Linked DNA regions of Homo sapiens: all the other regions are linked to region 1. The links are chromatin loops, found by intact Hi-C in ENCODE. Cell type or tissue: heart left ventricle. All regions are shown on one strand. Links, peaks and the distances in the headings refer to the core of each region. The heading gives the core; the rest is flanking DNA. Region 1 holds the start of LOC105369572 (a long non-coding RNA gene). Region 2 has its middle 13 kb from the start of TP53AIP1. Region 3 has its middle 37 kb from the start of ARHGAP32. Region 4 has its middle 6.7 kb from the start of KCNJ5. Region 5 overlaps ARHGAP32 (Rho GTPase activating protein 32).

Region 1 (6,517 bases), core at 1,108-5,107:
TAGGGAATACATTAGAAAATATTCACTTAATGTAAAAAGAGAAAGAACAAAGTAAGTAAGAATAAAGGGGAAAGAAGGCATGACATATATAGAAAACAAAAGTAAATGGCAAATATAAATCCAACTATATTAATCATAACATTAAGTATCAATAGATTAAGTAATCCAATCAAAAGATAGAGATTTTCACCAACAAACATATGAAAAGAAGCTCATCATCATAGGTCATTAGAGAAATGCAAACCAAAACCAAAATGAGATACCATATCACGCCAGTTAGAATGGTGATCATTAAAATGCCAGGAAATAACAGATGCTGGAGAGGATGTGGAGAAATAGGAATGCTTTTACACTGTTGGTGGGAGTGTAAATTAGTTCAACCATTGTGGAAGACAGTGTGGTGATTCCTCAAGGATCTAGAACCAGAAATACCATTTGATCCAGCAATCCCATTATACACCATGGAATACTATGCAGCCATAAAAAAGGATGAGTTCATGTCCTTTGCAGGCACATGGATGAAGCTGGAAACCATCATCCTCAGCAAACTAACACAGGAACAGAGAACCAAACACTGCATGTTCTCACTCATAAATAGGAGCTGAACAATGAGAACACATGGACACAGGGAATGGAACATCACACACCAGGGCCTGTCCAGGGGTGGGGTCAGGGGAGGGAGAGCATTAGGACAATACCTAATGCATGCAGGGCTTAAAACCTAGATGACAGGTTGATAGGTGCAGCAAACCACTGTGGCATATGTATACCTATGTAAAAACCTGCATGTTCTGCACATGTATCCCAGAACGTAAAGTAAAATTAAAATAAATAAATAAATACAAATCAATAAAAAGATAGAGATTTTCAGACTGGATAGATGAATATGATTCAACTATATGCTGTCTACAGGAGCCATGCCTTAATTCCAAAGAGATGAAGAGATTAAAAGTAAAAGAATAGAAAAGAGATATATCATGCAAACAACAACCATAAGAAAGCTGAAATGCCTATACTAGGCCCCATCTCAAAAAAAAAAAAAAAGCCCACCTCTCAACTGTGGCATTGGGGATTAAGTTTCCACACATGAACTTTGGGGGACACATTCAAACCATAATACCTTGGCTTTGGCAAAAGATTCTTAGCTATGAGACTATGAGCATGGGCAATAAAAGAAAAAAAAATAAAATGAACTTCATCAAAATTAAAAGCTTTTACCGAAAGACTGAAAGAAAATATTTGCAAATAATGTAAAGAACTTGTATCCAGAATATATAAAGAACTCTTACCACTCAATAATAAAAAGATAATTAGATTAAAAAGTAGGCAAAGATTCTAAATAGACATTTCTTCAAAGAAGTTACAGAAATGAGAGGTAGCCACATGAAAAGATGCTCAACATCATTAGTCATTTGGGAATTAAAACCACAGTGAGATGCCACTTTGCACCACTAGGATGACAGCCCTGCTGACAAGGTCCCCACTGTGGGAAGTGCCTCTGAGAGTTCAAAGAGGGTCTCATAAGTACTCACAAATAAGTCCACTTTAACTGGGTACTTTAAGGCTCTTCATAGAACTAGGCAGGCAATAAATTCAAGTGACAGGCATCCTGTACATTACTTGTCCCATTAGGAGGGTGAGTAGGGCTTTCTTATAGGGTGAAGCCTGTGGCTGTTTTCTTTTCTTTTCTTGCCTTTTTTTTTTTTTTTTTTTTTTTTTGAGATGGGATCTCACTCCGTCACCCAGGCTGGAGTGCAGGGGCACAATCTCGGCTCACTGCAACCTCCCCCTCCTGGGTTCAAGTGATTCTGGTGCCTCAGCCTCCCGAGTAGCTGGGACTACATGAGTGTACCACCACTCCTGGCTAATTTTTGTATTTTTAGTATAGATGGTATTTCACAGTATTGGTCAGGCTGGTCTCAAACTCCTGGCCTCAAGTGATCCACCCACCTTGGCCTCCCAAAATGCTGGGATTACAGGTGTGAGACACTACACCTGGCCTGTTTTCTTCTTCCTTAGGATAATTTCTCTTCCAGGAAACTCCTTCTAACTCCCTTCATACTATCCCTGGAGGAATGAATCTCTGACAGGCTTTACAACCATTTACCAGATATTCCCAGCACCTCTGAACCCCAGGACTGGCCATAGCTCCTGTTCCCTTCCAGCAGTTTCCTAAGCTCCAACACAATTACTTTCTGTCTTTCCTGATGTGTTCAATCAAACATATTTCAACTCTACTTAGAGACAAACTAAAACTCCTCCCACTCCATGGTCCCACATTACTGTTTGTTGTTTGTTTGTTTGTTTGTTTGTTTGTTGATATGGAGTCTTGCTCTGTTGTCCAGGCTGGAGTTCAGTGGCAGGATCGTGGCTCTCTGCAGCCTTGACCTCCTGGGCGCAAGAGATCCTCCCACCTCAACCTCCCAAGTAGCTGGGATGACAGGCCCATGCCACCATACCTGGCTAAATATATATATATATATTTATATATATCTCTACAAATATAGATGGGGTTTTTGCCAAATTGCCCACGCTGGCCTTGAACTTCTGGACTCAAGCGATCTGCCTGCCTCAGCCTCCCAAGTAGCTGGGACTACAGGCCCACACCACCACACCTAGCTAAATATTCAGACATATATATATAACATATATATTTATATTTATATATAAAATTATATATATATGGAGAGAGAGACAGGGTTTCACTAAGTTGCCCAGGCTGGTCTTGAGCTCCTGAACCCAAGCAATCTGCCTGCCTCAGCCTCCCAAAGTGCTCGGATTACAGGCATGAGCCACCATGCCTGGCCAGCAGCAGCTTTTATATGCATGATTATCTAATTTTATTCCTGCCTTTCCCAAGACGGCGTTACAATTTTTGTGGGTCCTGGAGAATTTTGCCTTCATGGACTTCTTCCTCCATAAAAATATTAAATGTTATAATTTAAAAATACTAAAATTGTGTTAAAAATTTGCATTGGCATAAAGATACTCATTTTTCTTGCACCTAAAATTTCATGTTTTCTTATATTTTAAAAGAAATTAAAACATCTTCATGGGATTCTAAAAATATTGTGGGCTTCGGGTACTGGGCCTTCTGTAACCATGAATTAAGTTGGCCCTGGTCTTTCTGTCTTTGTAACCGTAGTTCCCAGTCTGAGTACAATCAATATTCAATAAATTTTTGTTGAAGGAGGTTAATATTCTAGTCCAGCACACTCGAAAAGTTGTTTGACTATCAAATGGGAGAGGAGTTTCAGAAGCAATGTATAAACTGTGAGGTCTATGCAAATAAAATAAATTTGGGGCAGGGAAAGAGGTGTTAATTTGTGGAACAGAATTCAAGATTTCATCCAGAAGAGGAAGCACACCAGGCTGTGAGTATCGCTGATAGGGAAAGCAGCAGAACACCGAAGCAAATGTTTGCCTCCTTCAGTATTCTGCCAAGGCCTGGGCCTGCATGGTGCTCGCCCCTGGATTTGGACAGCTGTCAGGAAAATCAGCAGGAACCGGGAACAAACATATGTCGAGACACAGGCAACATCAGACTGTGAAAGCTGATCCGCCCGCCCAGCTCCACCAGATGGCAGTATGTCAACGGGGAGTCTGACGGAGCGTCTCCAATGGGCACCAATTAGATGACCTTGTGCTCATGCCAGAGCCGGGGAGCTGCTTGTTAAGATAATTGCTGATAATTTTTCTTCTCATTATCGAATGAGGATTTTTTTTTAATTAACAGCAAAGGATGCAAAATTGAGTATGTTATTGTACTCCTTGTCCACAATGAGGCTACAACCAAGATAGAGAGTTCAGACATGCAAAAAAAAAAAAACAAAACAAAACAAGAAAACCCAAAAAAACAAATAAACAAACAAAAAAGTAATGGATATTGATAATAGGTATTGATAGTCATTGTACACAAATTAATTCATCATCATCATCATCAATTACAAAATGCTACTGACGTTGAGTTTTCATTCAGCCGACCTTGGTGCATTTCTTCAAGTCTTGTAAATAGAAGTTAATTCATTGGTGGATGTAAATTGTGCAGACATGGTCTGTGATAATACTCACTCCAAGAGTCACCCAGGGCTGGAAAAGTGCTTCCGTGTCAGAGGCCACACCCTGCAGCCAAGCACAAGGTCCAGCCTTCCCTCAGCAGCTGAGGACTTGCAGACAATGCGTGCTTGCGTTCCAGCCACATCTTACTCACCCTGGAGGCTGCCAAGCAGCTATGAGAGCATGGGCCTTTCCATTAGGACACCTGTATTAGTTTCCTCAGGCTGCCATAACAACCTACCACAGATGGGGTGACAAACAACAGAACTTTATTTTCTCACAATTCTGGAGGCTGGAAGCCTGAGATCAAGGTGCCAGCAAGATTGGTTTCTTCTGAGACTTCTCTGTGTAGCATAGAGAGAGCCTCCATTCTGTGTCTTCGTGTGGTCTTCCTTCTGTGCTTGTCTGTAACCAATCTCCTCTTCCTATAATGACATCAGTCAGGTAAGATTGGGGTCCACCGTAATGACCTTATTTTAACTTAATTATTTTTATAAAACCCTATTTCCAAATAGAGTCACATTCTGAGATACTGGGGCTCGGGAGTTCAACACTAAATTTCGGAGGGACATAACTCAGTCCATAGGAGCACCCAAATTCTTGTCTTGGTTCCCCCACTTACTAGGTGGGTGAAATACTAACGTTAGGCAAGTCATTCACTGGGCCTCAGGCTTATTGGCTATAAAAACAAGGCTGTTGGATTATGTCATCTCTGTGGTCTAAAAATCTGTGATCACTACAATCAATACAAGGCTGAATTTTGCAAGACCAAGAGCAGGATGATTTCCAAGCCAGCCACAAAGGACAATTGTCTCCTTGCATGGATGTCAGCATGTATATGCACATACATGTTTCTATACACTCTTTAATCTGTAAAAACAGCTTTCATCGACTTACGAAGACCACCTTCCACACATGCCCATGCACTTAGTGCTTAAGGATAGTATCAGAACAAAGCATCATAAAAATGTATTTTCTCCAAGCAAGTTGGTCATTTTTCTTTTATTCCATCTTTGAAAGAAAACTGCAAGCAGAGAGTCTACTCCATTCTCTCTTTTGAGTCCTTGTCTATGTGGCTATTCTCTGCATGGATTTTCCACTTCTGCACTCACCCCTGCCCTATTTCCGCAGGACAAGCTGCTATACCAAGGCTCAACTCAAATGTCACCACCTCCATAAAACCTTCCCAACATTCCAGAAAGAGCTGTCTGCTCTTTTCACTACCTCCATAGCATATGGTATACTTTTCTATGATGATAAATAGAGCCAGACGGCAATGCTACCCAACCAGGCCTATGCAATTATTCTTCCTAAGTCTAATTTATTCACTTAGCAGGACTCCAGCAGCCACCATACTAAGCTTCACTGTTTAGGCTGACACAGTGTAACCAACCCAGACCTGGCCTCAGTAAGGAAGAGCCTTCAGTGATCACTCAGGGCTGCATGCTTTCTTGTCAGAGGCTAGCAGCGTATTATTTCTGAACATGCCAAGGAGATTAAAGGTAGGACAATATTCCCAAAGGCCCCTTCTGCCGAGAACACCGATGAGTAATGGGACCAGTACTACATTCGCTACCAGTCATCCAAGGAACAAAATGAAAAACACAGGGGTCTTATTCTACCCTCTTCCTGCTCTCTCCTCTCCCGCTGTGTACAGCAGATAGAGGTACCAAGAGAATAGCCAGAGACATAAAGCACACCCAGATACAAACCAGGCTACTCAATACACTCATCTTGGCTTTTTCTCTTGAGAGTCCTCCTCACCAGTCCTCCCCTCCAGTTGGAAATAGGCCCTACCAGTGGCTCACACCTGTAATCCCAGCACTTTGGGAGGCCAAGGTGAGTGGATGACTTGAGGTCAGGAGTTCAAGACCAGCCTGGCCGATATGGTGAAACCCCATCTCTACGAAAAATACAAAAATTAGCTGGGCATGGTGGCTCACCCCTGTAGTCCCAGCTACTTGAAGGGCTGAGGCAGGAGAACCTGGGAGGTGGAGGTTGCAATGAGCCGAGATCGCACCACTGTACTCTAGCCTGGACTACAGAGTGAGACTCTGTCTCAAAAAAAAGGAAAAGAAAAAGAAATAGGCCCTACCTCTGGGCTCCTTGTGGCCTTCACATTTCTCACAGAAGAGGCAGAGCCATGATTCAGCCAAGGTGTGTACATCTGTGAAAATTAGAGAAGGCCACACTGGAGCTCTGGAGGAGAGATGGAGGACTGTCTTCTAGCGTGGAAGACAAATTACCTGAACTTAAACACCGGAAGTCCAAGAACTAGGAGTAGAACATTCTCTAAGGGATTAACACTTGGCTAGCAACTAACTGTGTGACTGCAAGCAAAGCAAATCAGCAGCTTCTCTGGCTCTTTCATCTGCATAAAATAAGGGTTGAACTCCATGATCTGCAAGATATCTCCTCCAGCCATGGCAGCCTGATTCTACTAATCCATCCCAGGCAGGTT
Region 2 (6,517 bases), core at 875-4,874, 380 kb after region 1:
AAATTGAGGGGCAGCATAGGTTGCCAGATGAGGTGTCACTCTTGAGACCTCATAATGGTAGCAGAAGGTTGGTCCTGCATCCACAAGCTTCTAACCATATATTGGAGAAGAAGAAGCTTCTGGAAATAAAGAGAGGGTGTGTCTTGTTCCAGCTGCAGAGATATGGAAGATATGCAAAGGGGCGGGGGGCTCCATGAATGCTGCTGGAAGTCAAGTACAGCCACCCTCCCTCTGCCTTGTACTGCCGCCTCATCAGCCTCCTTGTCCTCCCGTAAACATGCCAAGTCCACTTCCACCTCAGCCTTCGTGCTGACTGACACTCCTCCCCCTGGGGTGCATAGGCCCCAGGTATCTATGTGGTTCGCTCCCGCACTTCAAGTCTTTGCTCAAACACCACCCCCTTAGAGAAGACTTTCCTTGACCATCCTATCTCATGTAGCATGTCACTACTCTTACCCCATTACTTGCTTTATGTTATTTATTTTTTATCTATAGTTTCTCTGGAATGTGAACTCCAAGAGGACAAGAGCTTTGTCTTGCTCATTTAAATCCTAGTGCCTGAAATAACACTATAGCATAATATGTGCACCAACCTTTCCTGAAGGAGTGAGCTGATGGGTCCCTAGTATCCATGTGCAGGTGTGACTTTCAGCTCCACATGGATTACTCACTGTGTGCCACTGGGCAGAGCGTTTAACCTTTGTATGCCTTGGTTTCATCTACAAACTGATGGGTCGTGAGAAATAAATGAGTTAACAGATGCAAAAACTCACAACAACTGGCACTATAGTAAGCATAGTTCATTACTGCTGTTAAAAACATTGCTATACCGTTGCCCAGAATAAGACACGAAAAAACTTAAGCTATTTATATGATAGTTCTTGTAAAAGGCAGGGGCTGGGAACCCCTTTGTACTGGGTGTTGAAATATAACAGGACATCTTACTTCAGTAGCAAGGATGAATCCCATCATTTGTTTGGTTTACTTTCATATGTTACAAGCACCGGGACTACTGGTGTTGGTTGCTGGTCACAGAAGCAAAGACAAGTAGGCTTACATGATCTAAAATTCAACTGCCAGATGACTAAACACTGGTAGAAGTAGTCATAAAAGGAGAGCAGTTTTGAGCAGTGCTTGGAAAGTAGGGAAGGGGGTTACTTGCAGGAGAGGAAGGGTGATGTTCTAGGTGTCTGGGAAAGACTTTCTTCCCGTACTCACATCTACCCTACAAAGCATCTTAGGGTGTGGAACTGAGAAGGTGTAATGGGAACTCTCTTCCAGGCCGTAGCAACTTCGGAAGAGAAGGAACAATGAAGGTTTGGATCGTTTTCAACAAGCATGTAGAATCTATGTACTAAGAGATAGTAAAATCTAGGAAAACTTGAGTTCCTGAATGATCTGCTTCTCTAAGTTACGTGAGTTTTAGAGAAGACAACAGTGATGTTACCTACACCCTATAAAGTTACTGGACTCCCAATACCCCATATGCCCTTGAATCCCAGGAGCCACAATAACCCTCTGAAAGGAGTGGCCATGACGGAATTTCACAGTTGCCTGGTCCTGCAATAGAGACGCCCCCCTTCCTGGGTGTTCCTCTCGGTACCACTTTGCAAGTATTTTACTTTGATTATGGTGGGAGATGGTTCTGTTCCTGCCAGTGTTTTGTAATTATTAGGTTCCTAAAGGCTATACTGGCTCTCTTATTTTTACGACCCTTCTCCTAAAAAGCTAAAACATGCAGGAGTAGCTTCCTTGAGGCTAGGAAAAAGTATCCAACATTGGACTCAAAAAATACTTTGCTACACTAATCACAGATGTAGGTTCCAGAACAATGTCCTCTCCCACTCTTGGGTCATCTCCTTGGCTTTCTGGTATGATTGCCTCTTGCAACGAGTGGCACCTTTGGTTCCCCACCTTAGAGAATGTGACTGACTGCTAGTCCAAAGCCATCCATATTGTCCAGTGAGGCACCTGACGAGCTCCTTTGGCACCTCTCGAGCTCCTCAGCAGCACATGCAGCTAACCTATAACTCATGTGGCAGTGAAAGAGAGGAGGCTTGGGAGGGAAAGGAAAAGCATGAGAGCCAGCCCAAGTATATGCAGGGCTCACAGAAGAAAAGGACTTAGGCTTGTTCTGATGGACCTTAAGCGGTGGAAGCGATCAGAGATGGGTGACCATCAAGCAAAGGTGGTGTTGGGGGATGGAGACACGGAATGGGTAATTGGAGCAAACCTGGAAGTCCCTCCCAACCCTGAGGTTGTGTGATGTTTGTGGAGCCGTAAGGAGATGTCCTGTGCCGCCTGGAGGGGAGCTGCCTGCCCAGCTGCCCAGTGCACGCAACTCCTCCCCTCTGGGGCACCGTTCTCCCCTCTCGCTCCTCTTGGCACCTGCCCCTCCGAAGACTTCCGGGAGCCTTAAATTAAATCCAAATGGTTCAGTTTGGCCTGTGAGATCTGCCTCTCTGATTTCATCTCCTCTTCCAGGTTCCTGTGCAAGCTGTGCCCTCTGCCTTGAGTGCTTTTCCTAGCCAGGCAAGGCTGCTCCTCCTCCCTGTCTTGCGTCAGAGGCCTGCCTTGATGACCCAGTTTGGTGTAGTCACTTGATCACATCACCCTCTTCATTTTCCAAACAGAACTTCTCATTCAGAAGTATTTTTACTTATTGGTTTATCTATTAATTGTCTCTATCCCTTCGCTAGCTCATAAGCTCCATGAGAGCTTGACACATGGCATGCACTCACCTATGTTTGCTTATTAAATACATACACACATACATAAAGCTAAGAAAGGAAGGGGTTGCTGGAAACAGTCACTTTAACAAACTTTATTATTTTGCCTAAACTCAGCCTTTGGAAAGGAAAGGAATGTCCTTTGTAACCACAAGGAGTCCCTTCATGTGTGGAGACTCAACATGCCTACTGCATAGAAATTGGTATTTTTAAGAAGCCACCAGATGGTGCTAGTGACACGCTTTTTACTCACCAGTGTTCCTGTTGATTGGAAAGATTCACTGAGCTTCCTGGTAAGATAGATATGGGATGGAATAGGTGACTCGGTGTGATTCTTCCTCATCTCTTGATCCCACTTTTACAAAGGTAGTTTTAAGGGCAGTGACCAGGCAGCAAATGCTGGACGCTGATCAGGATAGCTGATACGCTGCTTTTTTTTTTTTTTTTTTTTTTTTTTTTTTTTTGGAAGTTGCCCTGAAAAAAAGAAGGGTAAGATGAACAGGTTGGATAAAAATCAGAAGAACTCAAGCGGTGGTTTGCTTTCATTATGGGAGTCCATGATTTCTAAGGATGATTTCATGCTTTTAAATTCTCAAGTGTTGTTTATTGCCATTTTTAGAAAATGGTAGGAAGCATCTAGACCCTGGCTTTTTAGTTTCAGATGCTAAGTCCAGGCAGGGCTTCAGAGCCCCAGCAGAGTTTCCAAACCTGGAGGCTTCCGCGTCCCACACAGAGCTTTTCAAAAATACAGACTCCCAGGCTTGCGCCACCAAACCGTCGTCTCTTCGTGGGCCCTGGAACCTGTATTGCCAACAGAATTTCCCAGGTGATTCCATTTCATCTGCACATTAGGAGCCACTGTTCCTGGGGAAGATTGATCCCTCCAGTCTCCCTTCTAGGACCTGCCACTTCTGCTCACTGGTTCTGGGCTTGAACGTGGCCCCAGTCAGAATCATCCAAGTTTCACTTCATGGAACTTCAGTGTTAATGGGAATCTCTCCAACCCCACCCCTCCCCGAGAAGGTGGCATGATCTCATAGGTTTACAAAATAAGGGATTAAACTGGTTTGCTTTGAACTGCATCATTTCTTAGATATCCACACGACACCATAGTACTTTCTCAGAGGAAGTATACAGCAGGGATCCCATAGTACTTTCTCAGAGGAAGTATACAGCAGGGATCAAGGAACACTTTATTCACAGAGCAACTCTTCAGAACAATTTCAGGGGGCAGGCACAGTGGCTCACACCTATAATCCCCACACATTGAGAGGCCGAGGTGGGTGGATCACCTGAGGTCTGGAGTTCGAGACCAGCCTGACCAACATGGGAAACCCTGTCTCTACTAAAAATATAAAAATTAGCCATGCATGATGGAGGGTGCCTGTAATCCCAGCTACTCAGGAGGCAGAGGCAGGAGAATTGCTTGAACCTGGGAGGAGGAGGTTGCAGTGAGCCAAGATAGTGCCATTGCACTCCAGCCTGTGTGACAAGAGCGAAACTCCATCTAAAAAACAAAACAAACAAAAAACAAAACATTTCAGGATACATCATTTAGTTAAAAATAACCTGGACTAAGTGTCAGAAATTTTTGGTTTTAGTCATAGCTTCTTTATTAAGAACTATGTGACTCTTCTATTTATACCTGCTGGATTCCACATGGAATTGAGGAAGCTGACCATGTGACCTTGGTAAGTTACTTCTTTTCAAAGCCTCTACCGCTCTATCTGTAAAATGGGGATAGAAACTGTGTCATGACTCCCACAGGGCTGTTGAGGGACGCATCAAGTAACCTACGAGAAAATGCTCTGAGAAGAGTGAAATACCGCACAGTGGAAGGTAAGGCCATGGCCAGTGGGATGTGAGAATTAGTCCAAAGTGCCATAGAATTGAAGATTTTCACACCATCACAGCTGCCATCTGTAGCACAGCTTTTCTGTAATGAAAATAATGCAAGTAATTAGTTTTAAAAGTCAAATCGAATCACAAGGCTTATGATAAAACAGCAGTTCCCATTTCTCACTTTCTATTGCTCAGAGACAAACTTTTCAAACTCTTTTGGATGTTTCTTCTGGTATTTACCACCCTATGTCTAGACAATATGCTAGTTCTAGATTTTTCCGTGTTAGACGATCTGTACCGACTTCCTAATAAGGAGGAAGAGGATAACACTCTTCACTAATGCAGGCCACTGCCCTCCGCAGCCCGCCAACACACACAGGCTTCCCCATCCCCATTTTCCTATGCTAGTTAGTCCAGAACCCTTTAATCAATAGTATTTGTTGTGTGCCAGTTCCTCCATCCTCAGCCTCTGCTGTGGAAGTGTACATTTCCGCCCAATATCGGGGATCTGTTTCTTCGTGTTCTTTTTCTTAGAGGCAGGTAAGAGAGCTCTCTCCTGGAGTGCTTGCTGATGCTTCACCCTCCTGCCAAATCTAGAGTAGCTCTTCTCTGGGCCTGAGTCACAGCTGGTATAACTGTGGGGTTCCCTTTTCCTCTCTGGAGAGGAATCCCTGGTTTCCTGGATCCCATTTTCCTCTGTCTTATGCCATTCTCTCTTTATAGTGGGAAAAGGTGCAAGGGAAGTAATTTTTGTAACCTTTCATGTCTGAACATACCTTTTTACCCCGCTGGTCTTATATTCTTTGATGGTTTGGCTTAATACAGAATCCTAGTCTGAAAATCATTTTCCCGCATAATTTTGATGATACTCCTTTTTGTCTTCTGCAGCAAATCTAGCTGTGGAGAAGTCTGATGCCATTCTGTTTCTTGATCCTCACATGTGAACTATTTTCCCTTTGGAAACTCTTAAATCTCTTTTTTCCTGGTGTTTCTGTGTTTTAATGATGATGTTTCTTTGCGTGGGTCTTTTTGCACTAATAGTGCTGGGCAGTGGCCCCTTCAATCGGTCTCCAGTTTGGGGATTTACAGAATTCTTTCCTTGGTATTTTCTTCTCAGCCTTCTGAACATCAGCTTAATTGGATGCTGGAACCTCGTGGGCCACTGAACCTATATTGATCCTCAATTTCTCTTATCCTTTCTTTCCTTTTGTCCATGTCTGACATTTTGTTTTACTTTCTGGGATATTTACTCATTTATGAAACAACCCTGATGTGGAATTTGTTTACATCTTCTATATTTTTAATTTCCAAGAATTCGTTCTTGATCTTGGGATGCTCTTTTCTATATTCTTGTTTTGTTTGATGGATCCAGGCAGCACCTTCCTCTCTGAGATATGAGAGGGAATTATTACTATTATTTTGTACCCTGCATTTTTTCCCCTTAATTTCCTTTGCATCTGTTTTTGTTCCTCTTCCGTATGTCAGAAACTTTCCTCATGTCTGACAATCAGTGGCTACCAATTCAAATTTGAATTATATGCCCATGTGCATGCACACGCGCACACACACACACGCACACACATGCACACACATGCACACGCATGCACACACGCACATGCACACACATACACTCGCACCCACGCATGCACCACACACGCACATGCATGCACAGATGCACACGTACACCTGCACGCGCACCCACACACACTGTCGCACCCATGCATGCACCACACACGCACATGCATGCACAGATGCACACACACCTCACACACAAGCACGCACACATGCTCATGCACACACAAGCACACACACACACGCACACACACACACAGCTGACTGGAAGGTGTGTTGAGCAGGCAAGCCTGGTTAGCTAGTGAAGCGCCGTGGTAGGGAGAATAATGGCCCCCAAAGATGTCTATGTTCTAATGCTCAGAACCTATGAATAG
Region 3 (6,517 bases), core at 981-4,980, 100 kb after region 1:
TGCAACTGGAAGAGATCTATGCAGGCCTGACCCTTGTGGAAGAGAGAGGGAAGTAAAAGAGAAGTTTTCTCAGGCTGGTAGCGGAAAGAGAAGTCAGAGAGATTGGAGGCATGAGAAGGACTGGTCATGCATTGCTGTCTCCAAGATAGGAAGGGGACATGTGATGCCAGTGTCTAAGCAGAGAGTGGCCCTGGTCTGACAGCCAGCAAGGGACCTTCATCCTACAACTGCAAGGAAGTGAATTTAGCCAACAACCCGCATGAACTTGGAAGGAAATTTTTCCCCCCAGCCTTCAGATGAGAGTCAATCTTGGCTGACACCTTTTTTTTTATGGCCTTGTAAGATCACTAGTTAATATCATTAACATCATTACTGATCTCATCAAGCTATCAAGTTCCTAGTATCAAATACAAATTCTCCAGAATCTGACTTTTACTTGAAAGTTCAAATTTTATCATTTTCAACAATAACGCCAGTTGTTTTCCTTGAAATGACTGGCTCACTTCATTTTTTAAGGAAATATCATCATTTGAGTAACCCTAATTTGTCTACCATTCTTTCAAATAGAAATAATATGCCATGAAAAGTGGGGCTAGATGAACTCATCTTCTAGTTCAGTCACTCAGGTGCTTTTCTTGGAGACAGCCCTCTGTTGTATAAAGTGTAAAGTGCTTTATGCCTGTTTCCTAGTTCATCACCCAGAATATCTGTCTAACTGATACGTAGATAATCTGTAGCTACACTAATGTCACCCGTGAGTGTGGTTCTCAAACTCTATGGGACCAAGATTAATACAAAGGATGTTTATTAGGATAATACTGGTATCAACACCTGTGGGAAGGAAGAAATGGGAACAGAGAAGTGAGTAGAGGGAGAAGTTGAGTGTGATGCAGTCTCTTTTTTTTTTTTTTTTTTTTTTTTTTTGAGTCCGTCTCACTTTGTCACCTAGGCTGGAATGCAGTGGTGCAATCATGACTTCACTGCAGCCTTAACCTCCTGGGCTCAGGTGATCCTCCCACCTCAGCCTCCTTAGAAGTTGGGACTACAGGTGTGTACCATCAGGCCTGGCTAATTTTTGTATTTTTTATGGAGATGGGGCTTCTCAATGTTGCCCAGGCTGGTCTTGAACTCCTGGGCTCAAGTGATTCGCCTGCTTCTGCCTCCCAAAGTGCTAGGATTACCGGCATGAGAGGCAGTCTTAAGAAAGGCCTTAGCTGACTCTAGGGAATTCTGAATTGGGATGGCCCTTCAAAGTTGTCTTCAGTTGGGATGACTGACAAACCTTTATACAGTATCCCATTAGGTGTACTACTTTTATAGTTGGCCTCTGATTTTCTTAAGTGGTTGTGTAATGTTTTGTCCACAGTTGACAGTTTTTGTAAGATGTCGGAGAGCTAGAATCCATTGAAGAACTAGAATTTGTTGGAGAAATACAAGCTACTCCACTGTTACTGGAACCAGGACTTCCCTAGGTTTTTTAAAAATTTAAAGTTGTATATAATTTGTTTGCCGGTCACACATCATACTTACATTTGAGAATGTTGAAGATATTCCAAGCATTTTGCATTTTCTTTGGAAATACACTAACTTCCTTGTTAGTGTATTTAACAAAAAAGTGCGTCTGTACTGAGATTTCATCTGTAATCAGAAAACAAAATTATTAGCCACATGTTTAATAGCTGTCAAAAATAGGGCAGGATGTCTCAATAGAAAACCGTAACAATAACAAACAGTAAATATTTGCACAAGAAACACAAAGTATGTGCTATGTAAAAATGAAAAATTACTTTTTAAATTTAAATTTTCTACTTTTTGAGATGGCGTCTTACTCTGTTGCCCAGGCTGGAGTGCACTGGTGTGGTCTGGGCTCACAGCAGCCTCTGCTATCCAGGTTCAAGCGATTCTCCTGCTCAGCCTCCCGAGTAGCTGGGATTACAGGCACCCACCACCATGGCCGGCTAATTTTTGTATTTTTAGTAGAGATGGGGTTTCACCATGTTGGCCAGGCTGGTCTCGAACTCCTGACCTCAAGTGATCCGCCCACCTTGGCCTCCCAAAGTGATGAGATGACAGGTGTGAGCCACCGTGCCTGGCCAAAATGATTACTTTATGGTATTGGATAATATATTAAATTTTGGGCTCTTTTTTATGGATTTTTATATTTTACAAGTTAACCAGTTATTGATTTGATGTATGATGTTTGATATGGTTCCTGTTGAAATAATTTAGCTCAAAGATATTTTAAAAAGTTTTACTCTCAGGCACATACTTATTGTGAAATATTATACATGAGAAATAATATTTTAAAAATATATTCTAGTTTAATTTGATGTCACTAATATAGCTTGGAGAAGACACAATGCCTATACTAAACTTGTTTGCTTTTTCCATATTTAACAAAATATTGTGAGATATTTTATAACCAAATTTTAAAAAAGTAAGTAGAATAAAACAGTAAATATGTTATGGAATATAATTGCATCATTGTATGTTTCTGCTTGTATTCTCACTGTAAACTCAAATGAGAGAGATTAGGGAGAGGAAAGACAAATGCTTCCTGACTTTTATCCACGTCCAAAAACAACTACTTTTTTCAATAACATCTGAAACATTTCCTCAAAGACATGGATGGTGGATTTGGGAAACAAGTAATTTCTTTTAAAGTAGATTTTATTAAATAATTTGGATTGGCCAAGCAGTATAATGTTAAACTTTAGGTTTTTCTCAACCTGTATGTTACAGTAATTATTTCTTTTACAAGAGTGCCACCCAATGTCCCAATTCTTCAGTAGCATATAACTTCGTTTTTCATTTAGCAGCTTAAAAATATATTAAGGCTGCGCACAATGGTTCGTGCTTGTAATCAGCACTTTGGGAGGCCGAGACAGGCAGATCGCTTGTGCCCAGGAGTTTGAGACCAGCCTGGGCAACATGGCAAAACCTTGTCTCTATAAAAATTACAAAAATTAGCCAGGTGTGGTGGCATGCCTGTGGTCCCAGCTACTAGGGAGACTGAGGTGGGCAGATCACTTGAGTCGGAGAAGGTTGAGGCTGCAGTGAGGGGATCGCGCCACTCTACTGCAGCTTGGGTGAGTGAGACCCTGCCTCCCACCCCCAAAAAAATTGTTGCTTGGAATTGGGCCATATTAATGTTATGCATATATATATCTTAATATTCAGACTGTTCTACCAAAAGTGATGCAAGTGAAAATCCTTAAGTAATTGGATTTTTAAAAACATTGATTCATTTTAAGGGATTCAGATATATCGTGGTTTTCCTGTGGCCCCTAGCCTAGTCGATAGCCTCTCCACTACGCTACCTTTTGTGTTCTTAGAGCTCTATAGACTTTTCAGCCTTAAATTTGCAGTTAAGGCAGCATTGGGATTGCACAGTAGTGGTGATAGTGGTGGTATAGACTTAACATAGTGTAAAAACGATATGAATTAGCTCTTTGATAATTGGTAGCATTTGATAATTGAGCGAGTAGTAAAAAGTTTAATTAGGGGAAAAAGTTTTTTCAAAGGTTCACTAATTAATATAAACATAACTTCCAGAAAATTATTTAAATAATATAATTTGTATATATTTTTTCAAATATTTCAAATATTTACATGTGACCTCTGCCTTAATTATAAATAAATTGCATCTGTTTATACAAATTCCCTTTGGTTTTCTGTCAGTACACACTTTATAAGTATGTGAGGTTAGTAAGTTAATGAAGACTAATGTTTTGCAATAATGCCCAAGTTAAGCCAAAAGAATAGTATAATTAAAAGCCTATATTTGACAAAAGCAAGTTCAGTTAAGATAATTGTATTCTTTAAAATACAGAGTTTAGATTTTTGTAAATCCAGAAACTTGTCCAGGTGGTACAGCATTCTGTAAAAAACATAAGGCTTAAATTTTAACTTTTTTCCCCTTGTTCTGCGTCCTAGGGTAAGTGATGTAATAACTCACAACCTTATGTGAATTGGGCATAGCCAAATGTACCTTCATAGGTGGTTGTGACTATTTAATAAAATTACGTGTATTATTTAATGGAGTTTATTGCCAATTTTGTTATCTTTTTTTACATTTAATTTTACTTTTAAGTTCTGGGATACATGTGCAGGACATGCAGGTTTGTTATGTAGGTAAACGTATGCCATGGTGGTATCCTGCACCTGTCAACCCATCACCTAGGTATTAAGCCTGCATGCATTAGCTACTTATCTTGATGCTCTCCCTTCCCCCACTTCCCCAACAAGCCCCAGTGTGTGATGTTTCTCTCCCTGTGTCCATGTGTTGTCATCATTCAGCTCCCACTTAATAGTGAGAACATGTGGTATTTGATTTTCTGTTTCTGTGTTGGTTTGCTGAGGATAATGGCCTCCAGCTCCATCTATGTCCCTGCAAAGGACATGATCTCTTTCCTTTTTATGGCTACATGGTATTCCAATTTTGTTATCTTTTAAATGGGTTAAAAATAGTTAATTTTGTTGTCTTTTAAAAGGAAGAATCAATTTTGTTACCTTTTAAAAGGACTAACTTTTGGTTTTGTTGATTTTACTCTTATTTTTTTCTGTTCTCCATTTCTTTCTGCTCTGATACCTTTACTATTTTTATCTGCTTGCTTTGAATTTAGTTTGTTCTTTTACCAGTTTTTAAATTTTAGGTTATTGATGTGAAATCTTTCTACTTTTTAAAATACAGGCATTTACAGCTATACATTTCCTCTAAGTGTGGCTTTCATTACATCTCATTAGTTTTGGTGATTGTGTTTTTGTTTTCATTTGTCTCAAAGTATTTTCCTATTTCCCATCTGAATTCTTTTTTGACCTATTATTTAGGAGTGAGTTTAATTTCCACTTACTTGTATATCTCTCAGATCTCCTTGTTATTAATCTCTAATTTTGTTCCATTGTTTTTAGAGAGCGTAGTTTGTGTGATTTCAGTCCTTTTAAATGTATCAAGATTGGTTTTATGACCTACCACATGTTCTATCCTAAAATGTTCCATGTGCACTTGAGAAGAATGTATATATTATTGTTGTTGGGTAAAATACCCTGTAGGTGTCTGTTAGGTCAGGTTGATTTACAGTGCTGTTCAGGTCTCTATTCCTTGTTGACCATTTAATTATTTTATCCAATACTGAAAGTGGGATACATGTCTCTATTATTGTTGCATTGTCTATTTGTCCTCTGAAATCTGTCAGTTTTGTTTCATGTATTTTGGGTGTCTGTTGTTGGATGTCTGCTACAAATTTACCTCTATCATTCTAAAGTATCCCTTGTCTCTAGTAACAGTTTTTTTCTTAAAGTCTTATTTTGTTAGATGTTAGTGTAGCCATTTTCATCTCTCCTTTTGGTATTGTTTTCATGAAATAGCTTTTCCATCCTTTCACTTTCAACCTATTCATGTCTTTATATTTAAAGTGTGTTTCTTGTAGAAAGCATATATTTGGATCATGTTTAGTTCAGTTTTTTTTTTTTTAAACTGTCAATGTAATGTTTAATTGGAATATTTAGTCTTTGTACATTTAATGTGGTTACTGATAAGATAGGATTTATTTCTGCCATTTTGCCATTTGTTTTCTATGTCTTACGTAATTTTTTCCCATTTTTCCTCCGTTATGGCATTCTTTTTTGTTAGATATTTTCCAGTGCATAATTTTAATTTCCTTATCTTGTATTTTAGTATATTTTTTGAGTTATTTTGTTAGTGGTTGCCCTGGGGATTATAATTAACAATTGAAAATTTAATTTATAACACTCTAGTTTGAATTAATACTCACTTAATTTCAATAGTATATAAAAACTTTGTTCCCATATAGTGCCTTCCCTTCCCCTTCCTTTGTACTGTTATTTCATACAAATTATTCTTTATACATCATGTACCCGTTAACCAAATTTATGATTTGCTCTGTGCAACAGTCTTTTAAATTAGGTAGAAGAAGAAAAGAAAAATAAAATATAAGCAAAAATACATTTATACTGTCATTCATACTTACCTATGTAGTTAGCTTTACCTGTGCTTTTTATTTCTTCATCTGCATTTGAGTTAATCTAGTGTTCTTTTATTTCAGTCTGAAGGACTCCCTTTATTATTTCTTGTGGGGCAGATTTTCTAACTACAAATTCTCTTAGTCTCTGTTTATCTGAGAATGTCTTAATTTCATCATATTTGGTGGATATAGTGTGTTGTGTGTCTCTTGTAGAAACATATACTTGGATCATGTTTTTTTCTTTTTTAACCATTCTGTCAATGGAATGTTTAATTGGAATATTTATCCATGTACATTTAACGTAATGACTGATAAGATAGGATTTACTTCTTCCATTTTGCTGTTAGTTTTTTATGTGTCTTGTTAACAATTTCTTTTTTCCCTTTTTTGTACTGGAAAATATTTAACAGAAAAGAATGCCATAATGGAGGGAAGAAAGGGGGAAAATGACATTGTTTCACAAGTCTTGATTGACAGTCATTTTTCTTTCAGCACTTTGAATACGTAATTCTACTGCCTTCTGGCCTCCATGA
Region 4 (6,517 bases), core at 1,334-5,333, 450 kb after region 1:
ACATGGGGCCTTTAAAGGGGTGATTAAATTAAACTAAGGGGCCGGGTGTGGTGGCTCATGCCCATAATCTCATACTTTGGGAGGCCGAGGTGGGTGGATCACCTGAGGTCAGGAGTTTCAGATCAGACTGGCCAACGTGGGGAAACTCTGTCTCTACTAAAAATACAAAATTAGCTGGGCATGTCTGTAGACCCAGCTACTCGGGAGTCTGAGGAAGGAGAATCCCTTGAACCTGGGAGGCGGAGGTTGCAGTGAGCCAAGATCGTGCCACTGCACTCCAGCCTGTGCAACAGAGTGAGTCCATCTCAAAAAAAAAAAAAAAAGAATTAATTAAACTAAGACCATTAGGGTGAGTCCTAATCCAATCTGACTGGTATCCTCATAAGAAGAGGAACTACTTTGAGGACACTAGGAGAAGGCAGCTGTCTCCCAGCCGAGCAGAGGCCTCAGGAGAAACCAACTTTGTTGACAACCTTGATCTTGGACTCCTAACTTCCAGGGCTGTGGGAAATCAATTTCTACTTGAGCCACCCCGTCAGTGATGTTTTGTTATGGCAGCCCTAACAAACGAAGACATTAACCACGCATCTCTGCCTCTCAGAAGAGCCTCATATCCCAGGCTGTGGCATCTGGATTTTCTTCTGCAGATTGAAAGCAAGTATTAAGAATTTCTGAGTTGGGGAGAATTATGAAAATCATTGTGAAGATTTCCCTGGGGGTTGTCTGTGTATGATTCATTCATTTATTCATTTCAGTGAAGACTTATGGAGCACGTGCTTTGTGACCTCTGCAATGACAGGGACCCTGTTTGTCTTGTTCACCTCTGGGTGCCCCTTAGCAGTGCTAAGCACAGCATCTGCTACATAGGAGATGATCAATAAATATTTGTCAAATGAAAGAAAGGATATGGGGTAGGTTCTGCACTTAGAGAAAAATGACAAGACAAATACAGAACTTGCCTTCAAGGAGCTGAGAGTGTGGTGAGGCTGGTAGTCAGTTTGTGGTTAGTTTAGGTGGAGCTGAGATTATTGTGCAGTGCCACCCAACAGAACTTTTGCAATGAAGAAAATGCCTGATATCTTGTCTGTATAATGTGGCATTGTGGCTACTGCCTAGGTGTAATGTGGCTACTGTGAATAGGAAAGGGAATTTTAAATTTTAATTAATTTGCATTTAAGTAGGCACTATGGCTGGCAGCTACTGTATTGCACAGTCTAGGATTGGAGGCAGGGAGAGCGTTCGTGGGCTGGGCCCTAGTGCTGGCCTGAGGTGATAAGGCTGCAACAAGGCAAAGGAAGAAAGAGCCTTGGGACGGGTAGTGGGTTGCACAGTCTGGCGGCAACAGTGCCACCCCCTGGGATCATGTATGAAATGCGGAATCTCAGGCTCCACCCTCCACCTGCTCAAAGAGAATTTGCCTTTTAACAAGCTCTCCAGGTGACTATGCACACTGGGGCTTGGAAGAGCATGATGTAGAAGATGTGGCTGAGAAAGGGTCAACAGGAGCCCAAAGGAGAAGAGGAATGAAACTGGATGGCTTGGAGCTGAGCTGGGCTAAGCTCCCCTGAATCTCCAGAGGCACTGAGATCCCCTCCTCTGTGGACACCTTGACCCCTCCGCTTCCCTCTGATAGAGCGCCGATCACATGTGTTGGGGGTTCTGTGACCTGTCTCTCTCCTCTACCTGCAATCTACAAGTTCCTTAAGGGTGTAAACCTTGTTTTTTAAAACCCAAGTAAATGTTTATTGAATGCGTGCATGCCTGATGTCAGGAATGAGAAAATTAGCAGGAGTAGGTGACTGGGACGGGAGAGCTGCTGAGTTTGATTCTAGACATGCTGCATGCATGTCTAACTGAAGGTTGGTGAGAACTCCACTAATTGCAACTCCACTAATTGCAACTCCACAAAAAGTGGCAACTCCACTAATTGCCTAAGTGGAGTTGTCTGAGAAGAGGCAGGAATGGATGTCTGGTGATGACGGGGGAGTTGAGGATGGGGTGGAGATTTTGGAATGTCATCCGCAGAGAGGAGAAGACTGAAACTCTGAGAAATAATTTAGGTATCTGGAGGAGGGTGGAGAGAGAAGGAGAAGAGGCAAGAGCTGGGAACTATGCTCAGATCTGGGACAGAGGGAGAAGGATACAGAACAGGAGATAGAGGAGTGATCAGGATGGCTGGAGGTCAGCAAGGCTGGGGTGGCAGAATGACCTGGAAAGGAAGAGTGGCAAGAAAATTGAGTGGCCAGTGTGCCGGCGTCCCTCGTTAATAGAATATTTCTTTCATAGTATTTATCCCATGAAACCTGTGTGCAACACAGCAGAGGTCCAAAGTAGGTAAGTACAGATCCAGAAAAGTCATGGAAAATAGGGCCAATGGGAAAAAAAACCCCTAATCATTGACCAGGCCATCAAGCTGTCATTAGTGACTTTGCAGGATGTGTTAAAGAGGCCTCCTATTCATCTCACAACTCAAAACAGACATGCTCTCTGGGAAAGTGGCCTGATATTCATGTTGATGCCTTGACTTCTCCCAGTGCATAAGCTTCCCACTTGTCATTGGATGATCCCAAATTCACTGTTCCTTTAATGCCATTGAATTCTGACCATAGGGAGCACCAATGGTAGCTTCAGCTTCCCTGAAACAAGCTTCCCGTTCCTGAATTTCCTCTCACTCTTGAGTCCAGGCCCAGGTGCCTGAGAGAGGCATTTGCCACAGCTGGCCATACAGTTGACTTTATCGAGTCAACATCTGTTTCTAGAGGGCACAGCACTTAGCCCCAGGACTCAGCTTGGTGCCCAGCGCTGAGCTTCCAGTTATTGCACCGCTAGGGGCAAATGATGTTTTTCTTCCTATCCAGTGAAGTGGGCTCCTATTTGGCAAGGAAAGAAAATGAACAACTTTAATTCCTTCCTAACTTTTTTCATAACAACTCTCTTAATTCTGTTTTGTGGAAAACTCCATAGACATGCTGACCAGCAAGCACCTGCCCTGCCCCGGTGTGGTTTCCACAAGGGGGGCAACAGCACCATCTAGTGTTTGAAAGAGATTTCACACTAGGTAGAACACATGTATTTACTTACCTTGATCTTTAGTTTTTGTTTTATTAAGGTAATATATTGGCCGGGCACGGTGGCTCACTCCTGTAATCCCAGCACTTTGGGAGGTCGAGGCGGGCGGATCACGAGGTCAAGAGATCGAGACCATCCTGGCCAACCAACCCCGTCTCTACTAAAAATACACAAAATAGCTGGGCGTAGTGGCACATGCCTGTAGTCCCAGCTACTCGGGAGGCTGAGGCAGGAGAATCGCTTGAACCCGGGAGGTGGAGGTTGCAGTGAGCCGAGATCGTGCCACTGCACTCCAGCCTGGGTGACAGAGCGAGACTCCGTGTCAAAAAAAAAAAAGTGATATATGAAAGTAATATATTTGAAGCATCACATTTTTCTAAATAATTTGAAACAAAAGCAGTTGGGTTTCCTCTTTGACCATCTTCCAATCTGCAGAGGTCATCACTTTCATTTCTTTTGGCTATTTTTTCCCTTTGGTTTTTGTCTGTAAATGACACCCTTCTAGTAATACTTATAGATGCTTCCATCTTCAGAGACGACCTATGAACTTTCTACCACTGAAGATGGAAACGTGGCTCCCTTTCCTCCCCTGAACCCACCACGTGCTCACATACTTCCCATTTCTCGTCCAGCAAGGGAGCTGTGTCACAATTTTGGTTGGATGAATACTCAGTTTTAATATTTTTATGTCTATAAAGTTCTGTTTGTATGTAGCTGATCCATGCAGCAAACCAGATTGCTTTGTCTTTCCTGCACAACTCTTTTTCTTCTCTGGAGGGACTAATTAATTGTCTTGGTTTGGTTTGTGTAGTTGTGTTTGCTCTCATCGCCAATTTCTTTTTTCTTTTTTGGGGGGATGGAGTCTCGCTCTGTCACCCAGGCTGGAGTGCGATGGTGCGATCTTGGCTCACTGCAACCTCTGCCTCTTGGATTCAAGCAATTCTCCTGTCTCAGCTTCCTGAATAGCTGAGATTACAGGTGTGCGTTACGCGCCACCATGCCTGGTTAATTTTTGTATTTTGGATAGAGACAGGGTTTCCTCATGTTGGCCAGGCTGGTCTCAAACTCCTGACCTCAAGTGATTTGCCTTCTTCAGCTTCCCAAAGTGCTGAGATTACAGGCATGAGCCACCATGCCTGGCCTCATCACCAATTTCAATGCAAAAATTTCCACCTACCATTTCAATCTCCTCTCAAGATGTCCAGATGCACCAGAAGTCCTACTGATTCCATCTGGAGAAATCTCCCTGGTGCCTTCTGCTCCCTTTGGTCTGGCCTGGTTGCCCTCTCTGCCTAGCGCACAGCTGGCTTCCTGGCATCTCTGTTTGCTTTGCCTCACTCCCATATTGCATCCCCTGTTTCCTGAATCCCATGCGTGTTTCTTTCTTGGTTCACTCTCTTACTTTTTAGGAAGAACACGTCCTACCATTGCTTCCTAGGAAAGAGAGTGGGCAAGGTACAATTTTGAGATTCTGCATATCTGAGAATATCTCTATTCTATTCAATTGACAACTTGGGCAGGTGTAGAATTCTAAATGGGAAATTATTTTTCTTCGGTATGTTAGAGGGATTTCTTCTTCTTCCACATTTCAATTATATTGTTAGAAGCCCGAAGCAAGTTTCATTCCTGATCCTTTTGCGGGTCCTCTTTTTCCTTTCTGGAAACTAGCCAGATCTTCTCTTAGTGAGTAGTGGTGTGAAATTTCACAACGATGTGCCTTGGTGTGGGACTGTTTTCATCCACTGTACGGAACACTGGGTAGCCCTTTTAATCATCGCCTTTCCTTCTGGGTGAGTTTCTTGCGATGCCTCTTTGAGGATTTCCTCCTTCCTATTTTCTCTGTTTTCTCCTGGAATTCCTCTCACTTAGGTGTCAGATCTCAGAAGCCTCTCATTTCCTCATCTTTTTTCTCTACTTTCGTCTCTTTGTATTTTTGCAGTATGTTCTAGTAGATCTCCTCAACTTTTTTCTTTCAACCCTTCCATTGAGATTTTTATTTTTCTATCATATTTTAATTTCCGAGGGCTCCCCTTTTTTCTATTCCCTGAAGGATTTTTGGAGCATCCTCTTTATTTGAAGCGTTCTTCTCCCTGTACAGACCCTGTTTCCTCCAAGATGCCTTTTCATGCTTGTGTTTTTGCTCTGTCTTTCCTCAGATGCCTGGTAACCGGGCAAGAGGAGGCTCTGGGCCTGTGAACTTGACATCTGTCGGGTTCCCTGTAGGGTGTTCTGGCAGGCCATTTTGTTACAGGAACACTTGGTATCAGATTTTGCTTGCGGGAAAGTCAGATTCCTCAGGAAGAGCTCTTTCAATCTCCTGCTTGGAGGACTGAGTCCTGACCACCAGCCTTCTGAAACCAAGTTGAAGGAGAGAGCTGGGAGTCTTGACATCTAGTATGGATATGTTTACTTAGTCATCCTTTGAGGGGGTCTGATAAGCCCATCCTTAATGGTTCTGTGTGTTTTTCAGTCAAGAGACCCTTTGTTTTCCACTTTTGAGAGAACAAATCTCCAGGCTTCTGCCAGGAAGGGCTGGGAGAAGTCTCTTTTTTGGGCAGAGTCCGGGAGGGGAACAGGAGGTCTAACTAGGGTGCTTCCTGAATGGACTCTCAACCCATCTCCCCCTTCTTTTGGCTGCTTCCTTCACCCCCCACTTCCAGGGGTAGATAGGGTCATAGACATCTAAACCTTTTGGGAGTCTGAAGTGTCAATTGCACTGGTTCTTGGTTTGTTTTTTTTCTTGCACAAGTGTAGAATGCATCTGCTTTCTGGGTTTCAAGAAAGTTGCTATTGTTTCCTCTCCAGTTCTTGTCACCCTTCAGGGTTTATGCTTTTTTAAAAAAGCTGTTGTTTTATTGGGATTTTGGATGGGAGCAAAAGTAGAAGCATTTCTTTAACTTGCCATCTTTATGCTGAAGTCATTCATTCATTTTTAATCACCCATTCTGTAAACATTCTTGACCTTCTCCTATGCAGTAAGCTCTCCGGTAGATTCTGATGTGCACTGATGAAAAAGGCTGTGTTTACTGCCCCCATAGGCATATGTATTTTATGTGGTATCAGATAAATAAATAGCTATACAAGCTTAAATCTCAAGGGGACACTGCTAATGGTGATGGTTGGGTGTCTCCATGAGGGTCATCTGTCTTCCAAGAGACCCCGGAAGGTGATGTAGCTTAGACCATTTGCCGAGGTGCTCTTACAAGTTTAGACACCTAATTTCAAGCACAGCCATCTCCCGAGAACGCCCATCTCCACCGACTGAAGTTCAGCCTCCTGATATCTAGATGAAAATGTGAATTCGTTAATTAGCTGTGTGACTGTGCTGGGAGCCAAAATACACAAGATGGCACGATCAGCACATCTCTCCCTACAGGGGGGCTGGACAGGAAGCCAAATCTTGATTGAAGCATGGCTGGGTGAGTCTGGAATCCAACAAGGGCGTGAA
Region 5 (6,517 bases), core at 1,071-5,070, 220 kb after region 1:
AACAATTTAGACATGTCAGTACTTTTACTGGGTCAGTACTATCATTACCATATAATGATATGTAATGTACAAAGGACAATTTTATGATCTCTTCTTTGAATTCCAGCCTTGTATATCCAACTGACTTCCCTGCATCTTCACTTGGATGCCTAATAACACCTCAATCATTGCAGCGTGCCAAGAACAGTCTTTCAGACCTGCTCTTTCTGCTGACTTCCCATCTTGGTAAATAGCAACTCTATCCTTTCAGTTCCCGAGGCCAGCCAAGAACCGTGGAGCATCTTGGGCATCTTTCTTTCTGTCAGTCCTCACATCCAGTCCATCAGCAGATTTTTTGGCTCCATCTTTAAAATAAATCCAGGATCTAACCATGCCCACCTGCTTCTCTGCTATCACCTTACACTAAAGCATTGTCTTTTGGGGAGGATTATTTCAATAGCCTTCTATATTTGGCACAGCAGCAAGAATGATTCTTTTCAAATGTAAGTCCAATCATGTCACTTTTTAAAAACTCTCCAGTTAGTTTTCATCTTATTCAGAGTAAAAGCCAGATTTCTGAAACTTCTCTACAAGGATTTACAGAGTGTACCCTTACCTTTCCGACCTCATCTTTCTTCTCTTCCCCTCAGACAGGGTGATCCAGCCACAGTAGCCTCTTTGTTTTCTGCCAGTATGCTCACCCCCTTCTCAGGGCCTTGGTACTTTTTGTTTCCTTTACTTAAAATGCTCCTCTAGGACAGCCACACACCTTGCTACCTCCTCTTTTAAAAGTACTGGCTCCAGTGCTATCTTCCCAGACTGCACCTTCCTTACATAAGATTGCAACTATAGTCACCAGCATTCCTCATCTCCCTCTCTTTGTTTTATTTCCCTCCATACCACTTAACACCATTCGGCATGCTAAATATTTTATTATTTATTTTCTTCCCCTCAACATCTAGAACAGTGATTGACACATAAAAACTACTCAATAAATATTTGTTTAATGAATAATAGATGAATGAGATGAATGGATGAATGAGTTTATATTTGAAGAAGAGATACAATTGGTTTTTAAAATGCTGTTTTACTATTTTGTTTTTATTAATCATTTTAAATTTGTTCTTATATGATAAGAATATATATTCCTTATGAGTATTTATTATAAAACAAATTATGTAACCATCCTGTTTAAGTCTCAATTTGGTACATTCAGTTGTAATGTGTAGTATAGGAGAGATAATATGCTGAGGAGAAAGGTGCTGGTGTGGTGTAGAATGGGTATGACCAGCTGGTGCAGTTAGCCTTGGTCTTGCTTTCCTTATCTTCACACTGAAAAGGAAGTACGGTTCCTAGATACCCTAGAATACTAGGTGACAGCTAATGTTCCTTCAAGCTAAGAAATTGTAGATGAACTATGAGTTCTGATTGAGGTTGTGATAAGGTGGAGAGGAACAGAGATATAACAGCACGGGGGAGGATAGGTTGTACCATGCCATATTCTTATTTTAGTCTACTTCCATGGAGCTTGAATAAGCTATTAATATCTGTAAAAATTAGTACAGATAATTGCTCATGTAATAGAAGTAGCTTGTTGAAACATCTTTATATTCCTGAGACACATTATGCTGAGTTATATATATATTTAAAAACAAATTCCTTTTTTACACTCTACTAAGATTTTATAATTTCTGCATCTGTGTTTGTTGGTGAAGTTAACCTGTGTGCTATACTTGTCCCACTAGCCTAAGTCTGGGGAATTTCTGCTCCCCTATCCCATTCTCCACCCCTTTTAAATAAATGCACTGGAATAGTTTGTGTAAATGGGAATTACCTGTTCTTTGAAGGGTTAGTAGAATTTTCCTGTTAAAACCTTTTGAAACTGGTTCCCAACTGGGGACTTAATCTTTGCCATCTTTACTTACCATTTCAACTTATGATTTGATTATTGCTCATTAGGTTCTTTTGTATCTCCTTAGATCAATTTTTATCATTTATATTTTCTTAAAAATTGTTCATTTAATTTAGCTTTTTAAATTCATGGGTTATAAGTTGTACACAAGATATTATTAAATCTTGGTCTTATCAAGGAACCAGCTTATGGTTTTACTGATCAACCAAATTTTTTTTTCTGTATTTTTCATACCATTAATTTCTAAGCATAAACTTTCCTTTTGTTTCTTGAATTGAAAGTTTAGTTTTTCTTATATTTTTTTTTCCAGAAAAGAGTTGAGAATAATGCGTATTGCCTACTAGGATTTGCCTCTCAAAAACTAGCTTCGTCATAAACCAACTTTGTCAAATATTAATATTACACAACATATACTACTTAATCTCTGCTTTAGAGAAATAGAATGCAACAGGTATTGTTAATGATTCATTTGTTTTTAGGTATTACTTTTTAGTAAGTGCATTTAAGTTTGGATATTTTCCTGTGAATAGTAGTTTGGCCAAATTCTACAGGTTTTGATTCATAAATGTCTTATGTTTAGTTTAGAGAAATTTAAATTTCACAAAAAAATAATTACTAGAAGGGGCTTTTTGTTTTAAGTAAAGCCACATGTAGTTTAAAATTCTGCAAATTTATTGTTACTGCACTTATTTTCCCTGTTGTATTATTCTGCAGTCCAAAAACAAAGGTTAATTCACATTTCACAAAATATTTTTCAGTAAGAAGCGGGGGGAATCTCTTGTAACACGCAAAGAAATGATGAGTTTGAGGCAGCGCTGTTCCTGCTGTGCTTTGTGTTGTACCGCCATCTAGTGTGTAGGGGGGGAAAAGGATATGTTTGATTTGTATTTTCTTTATCATCTGGTTATCTGAAGTTATCACTTGATGTGTTTCTTTTTATCCAATTTCATACAAAACATTAAGTTAAATTAACCTGAATGGTAGAGTTCAGGTTTTTGTATAAATAAGGAATAGGAAAAGTATGAATTTAATATCTGTGTCTCGAGCTTTCTATATGCAAGCTGCCTGCAAGGGACTTGAAAATGCTGTCATGGCTTTCTATCATTACATGCATTTCTGCCTTGATGCTGGGAAGGCGGAAAGAAGTAGTAAAGTTTGACCTGAGTGTAGGAATATTGAGGGGTAATAATGCAAACAATTTTAAAAGCCTGAAGTTTCATTTAAAAAGTAGTAATCAGAATTACAATAAAAATACAAGCCAATATTTATTGAATGTTTTGTCTGAGCCAGGCATTATATCAAATACTGTTTCCACATTGTCTCAATTACGCTCCACAACAATTTCAGGTACAGAAATTTAGGTAAAAAGAGTTTAAGAACTTACTCAAGTTCTTAAACCGTTTTGTGGACTGTATTTGAATCAAGGCGGCCTGACACTAGAGCCATTCTGCATGTTCTTTTGTATTGCTAGAAAAGAATAGACTGACTCAACTAATACTTTAACAAAAAGGAGTAAATGATGGTTCTAGAGTATCTCGCATCTTTAATGTAGTTGAAGGTTAAAAAGTATGATACATAATACTGCAGTGTAACCTTAAGTAATTTCCATTGTGATCTTAAGTAAATTCTTAATGTCTCTGGTCGTCAGTTTCCTCATTTGTAAAATAGAAACAAATATATCTATTCTAACTATATCATAAAGTATTATGGGAATTAAATGACATAATAATTGTGCAGTACATTTTAAAGGGCTTTAGAGAAAGGCAGAAGTTCTAGGGAAGCACTTAGGTAAAGTCAAATAATCATCTTTAAAATGTGGGAAGTCATACTTGTCCTGATGACCCAAGGACAGTGTTGTCAGGATTGAGGCAGTGGATACTGACTTCACCTGAGTACTTCCTATCAGTTAAGCCTTCATCATTAATAAAAATAAATTAATGAAAAGGTTATCTCTCCCCATTTTGTTAAGACACTTGCAGTTTGAAAAATTAACTTGTACATATTTTCAGTTTAAAAAAATCTTATACAGAAGTACTGTTACTACATGTGTAATCATTTGAAATAAAACCCATGCTAATTTTATTCTCACCCTGGCCACAAAGTTTAGTTTTCCTCAAAAGAAATAAAAATCTTAGCCTTACTTTTCTGCATGTTCTGCAGTATACTCCCTCTTATACAAGGAAATCATTGTCCTTTCAGGAGAGAATTTGAAATGAAATGTTCAGATAGTGAGTCATCAGTTCCACTGTCATCTAAGTACTGGATTTTCACTGTATCTCGTTTGAGATTATTCAGTCCAAGAATTAGATGTGTAAAAGTGGTTGGACTGTGAAAAAATATATCTATAGTGGAGTCAGCCATAATTTACAGGCAGTTTACTTATAGTATTGTTGAGTCTGAAACTGTGAAGAGTCTGAGATGTTTTCCTACTAGTAAGCTAACAAGTTGGCTTCCCACAACTACAGACACACTACACACATTCTCACTCTCTCTTTCTCTGTCTCTCTGTAGCCTCCCTTTCCCCCAGCAGAAACATCAAGTCTCTGGACCAGAAATTAAGCCCTTGTTTACTTGAAAAGTAACTTATGTTGGTTCCCTAGGCCCTGGTTCTCCATAAAGTGATATGGTGACAACCAGAGATATCCTGTGTTTACAAGTGGGATTTGGTACCACAAGAGAACTCTGCACTTATGAAACTTGAAGCTTATACAGGATAGCTGGCATTCCTGCCCATTCTCCTTTCTCGAGATGGAGAGAGAGAGAGACCTTTGCTCTGAAATGTAAACAAAATCTCTGGGAAAAAGAAGCAAGGATCTGTATTTCACAAACACTCTGGAATGTAAACATGGCTTGGGGGAGAGAGAAAACTTTTATCTCTAGAGGGCTCCATCTTTAGGGTTACTGGGTTAAGTTCAGTCCCTTAGCCCAGGTGCCAGTGCTCTTTGCTTAGAAAGCCCTGACCATGCTGAAATGTGAAAATATGTATGAAGCAGTTTCCTGACAAGTATATGTTCTTGAGTGAGCATCAGTAAGATGAGGGCTGTGATTCTGCTGTCGTGTTATTTGGTCTCATTTTCCATGTATTCTTCATATGATGGGCATCACAGTGAACTGATGGTGATTCTAGTGTTTAAAGATGAGCACATCGGTTACTTTATCAGATACTCAGCTGAGAAAACAGTGCTCTATTCCCATTCTGGGAAGAAAAACTCTTAGGTCTGTTAAGATGCTTGTAGGTCTCTAGCTTTTTCCTGGTAAATCTGAAGGGTAATTTTGCCTTTTATTGATTTTCGCCTTATGTGCTGGAATTAGAACTTATTTCACTTATTAACCATGTAAGATGTAATTCTGCTGTAGAATTATTCTTCCTCTTGGCGTCCTGAACTCAGTAGTTTTAAAGTAGTATTTTCAGTGTCAAATATTAGGAGGTTGAAGGTAGGGTGGGTGGACCACATAATATTATACAACAGAAATCATTTTTTTGTGTCTCCACGTCTGCTACACAGGCTGTGAGGTGAAAGAAAACTTGTTTACAAACCCCATAGGTATGACACATGAAATTGCAGCCATTATAGAACTACAAAAGATGAATAAAAGAAAAGAACTCTTTCCGTGTTCCATTTGCAATCCGTTGATTAGGCTTTGGTGAATGGTTTCTTCTGTGGGTGGGTGGTATATTTTTACCCTGCTCTATGCTACTGATTTCCATTCTCCATATGGAGAAAGAACTTTTCTGAACATTTGAAGACTTGCTGAATAGAGTTGTATTTTTAAAGATCCTAACAACACTAATTGTAATTGGTTTCCATGGTGATAGAAAAGTGAACTCAATACAGGAAAAATAACTCCAAAGATAGATTTGGAAGAAATTTAGAAATGTGGGATTTGGAAATCCTGTTTGCCATTTCTAATAGATGAAGGACTGAAATATTATTAAATTGAGAAGTGAAAATTATTTAAATCACTGAGTTGCTGTCATAAATTTCTACAGGCAAATATAGTTCAGTCCTTCATAGTGTATAGTCTTTGTACATGTAGTTCAGGTACTGCATAAAATACATTAATATTCAGACATGTATAGGGTGTATTAAAACCCACAGTTCTCTTAGGATAGTTTTATTGAATATCTTGTATGTGCTAGCCACCTATGTGAGTACCACTGATGAAGCAGATAATCTTTCCTCAGAGAAAACAAGTAATATACCAATAAGTTTAAGAGAAAAACAATGTTATAAATGTTATAAAAGTGCTTGTAGGTATTCAGTGGTGAGAGAGATTATGTCCTGTGGCATTCAAAAGTCTTCATCTTTATTGAAGATTGAATAGAATTTGGATATGCAGAGATAGAAGTGAAGAACCCTCAGCCAAGGAAAAATAGTACAGACAAAGGTGCTTGTGTTTTCATTGTTCAGCTCCCTCTTATAAGTGAGACCATCAATTGCTTTCTTAGTAAGAACTGAGAAAGTATTGCAGGATTTTGAGAAGGGAGTACCATGATCAATGTGTGATGGAGATGGAGAGAGACCATTTGAAATACTGTTGTAATTATCCAGATGTAAGGGGGCCTAGAACCAGGGAATTAGCAGTGGGGAGTAGGAAAAAAGGGGATGACTGTAAGAGATAAGT

Evidence for each region. A loop is a pair of places that touch in the nucleus more often than their neighbours do. Peaks named below come from ENCODE experiments on the same cell type or tissue, not always from the same donor. Only the 100,000 strongest peaks of a DNase experiment are listed, where the experiment ranks them.
Region 2: it touches region 1 in a loop (3-fold over the local background); 12 of 110 quality-filtered maps call a loop at or near these places.
Region 3: it touches region 1 in a loop (4-fold over the local background); 53 of 110 quality-filtered maps call a loop at or near these places.
Region 4: it touches region 1 in a loop (7-fold over the local background); 32 of 110 quality-filtered maps call a loop at or near these places.
Region 5: a loop joins it to region 1, with 21 times the contacts of the local background. A loop is called at or near these places in 103 of 110 quality-filtered maps.

Annotation. Positions count from the first base shown.
Region 1 is chr11:129,329,061-129,335,577 of GRCh38, reverse strand. It overlaps LOC105369572 (a long non-coding RNA gene), which reads left to right and starts at 4,363. Exons shown (of 3, transcript XR_948175.2): 1 at 4,363-4,500. In heart left ventricle, for the core only: CTCF peaks have their summits at 3,377 and 3,578 (motif pointing right); a DNase peak (open chromatin) is centred at 3,577.
Region 2 is chr11:128,953,079-128,959,595 of GRCh38, reverse strand. No RefSeq gene overlaps it. Among named protein-coding and RNA genes, the nearest start is that of TP53AIP1, 13 kb to the right of the region's middle. In heart left ventricle, for the core only: a CTCF peak has its summit at 2,942 (motif pointing right); no DNase peak of the experiment used is centred there; H3K27me3 peaks cover 888 bases.
Region 3 is chr11:129,226,431-129,232,947 of GRCh38, reverse strand. It overlaps a transcript of ARHGAP32 not described here. Among named protein-coding and RNA genes, the nearest start is that of ARHGAP32, 37 kb to the right of the region's middle. In heart left ventricle, for the core only: CTCF peaks have their summits at 2,577 and 2,780; no DNase peak of the experiment used is centred there.
Region 4 is chr11:128,881,408-128,887,924 of GRCh38, reverse strand. No RefSeq gene overlaps it. Among named protein-coding and RNA genes, the nearest start is that of KCNJ5, 6.7 kb to the left of the region's middle. In heart left ventricle, for the core only: CTCF peaks have their summits at 1,351 and 3,034 (motif pointing left); a DNase peak (open chromatin) is centred at 3,001.
Region 5 is chr11:129,114,006-129,120,522 of GRCh38, reverse strand. All of the region lies in intron 5 of ARHGAP32 (Rho GTPase activating protein 32), which reads left to right. Among named protein-coding and RNA genes, the nearest start is that of ARHGAP32, 75 kb to the left of the region's middle. In heart left ventricle, for the core only: CTCF peaks have their summits at 2,528 and 2,728 (motif pointing left); no DNase peak of the experiment used is centred there.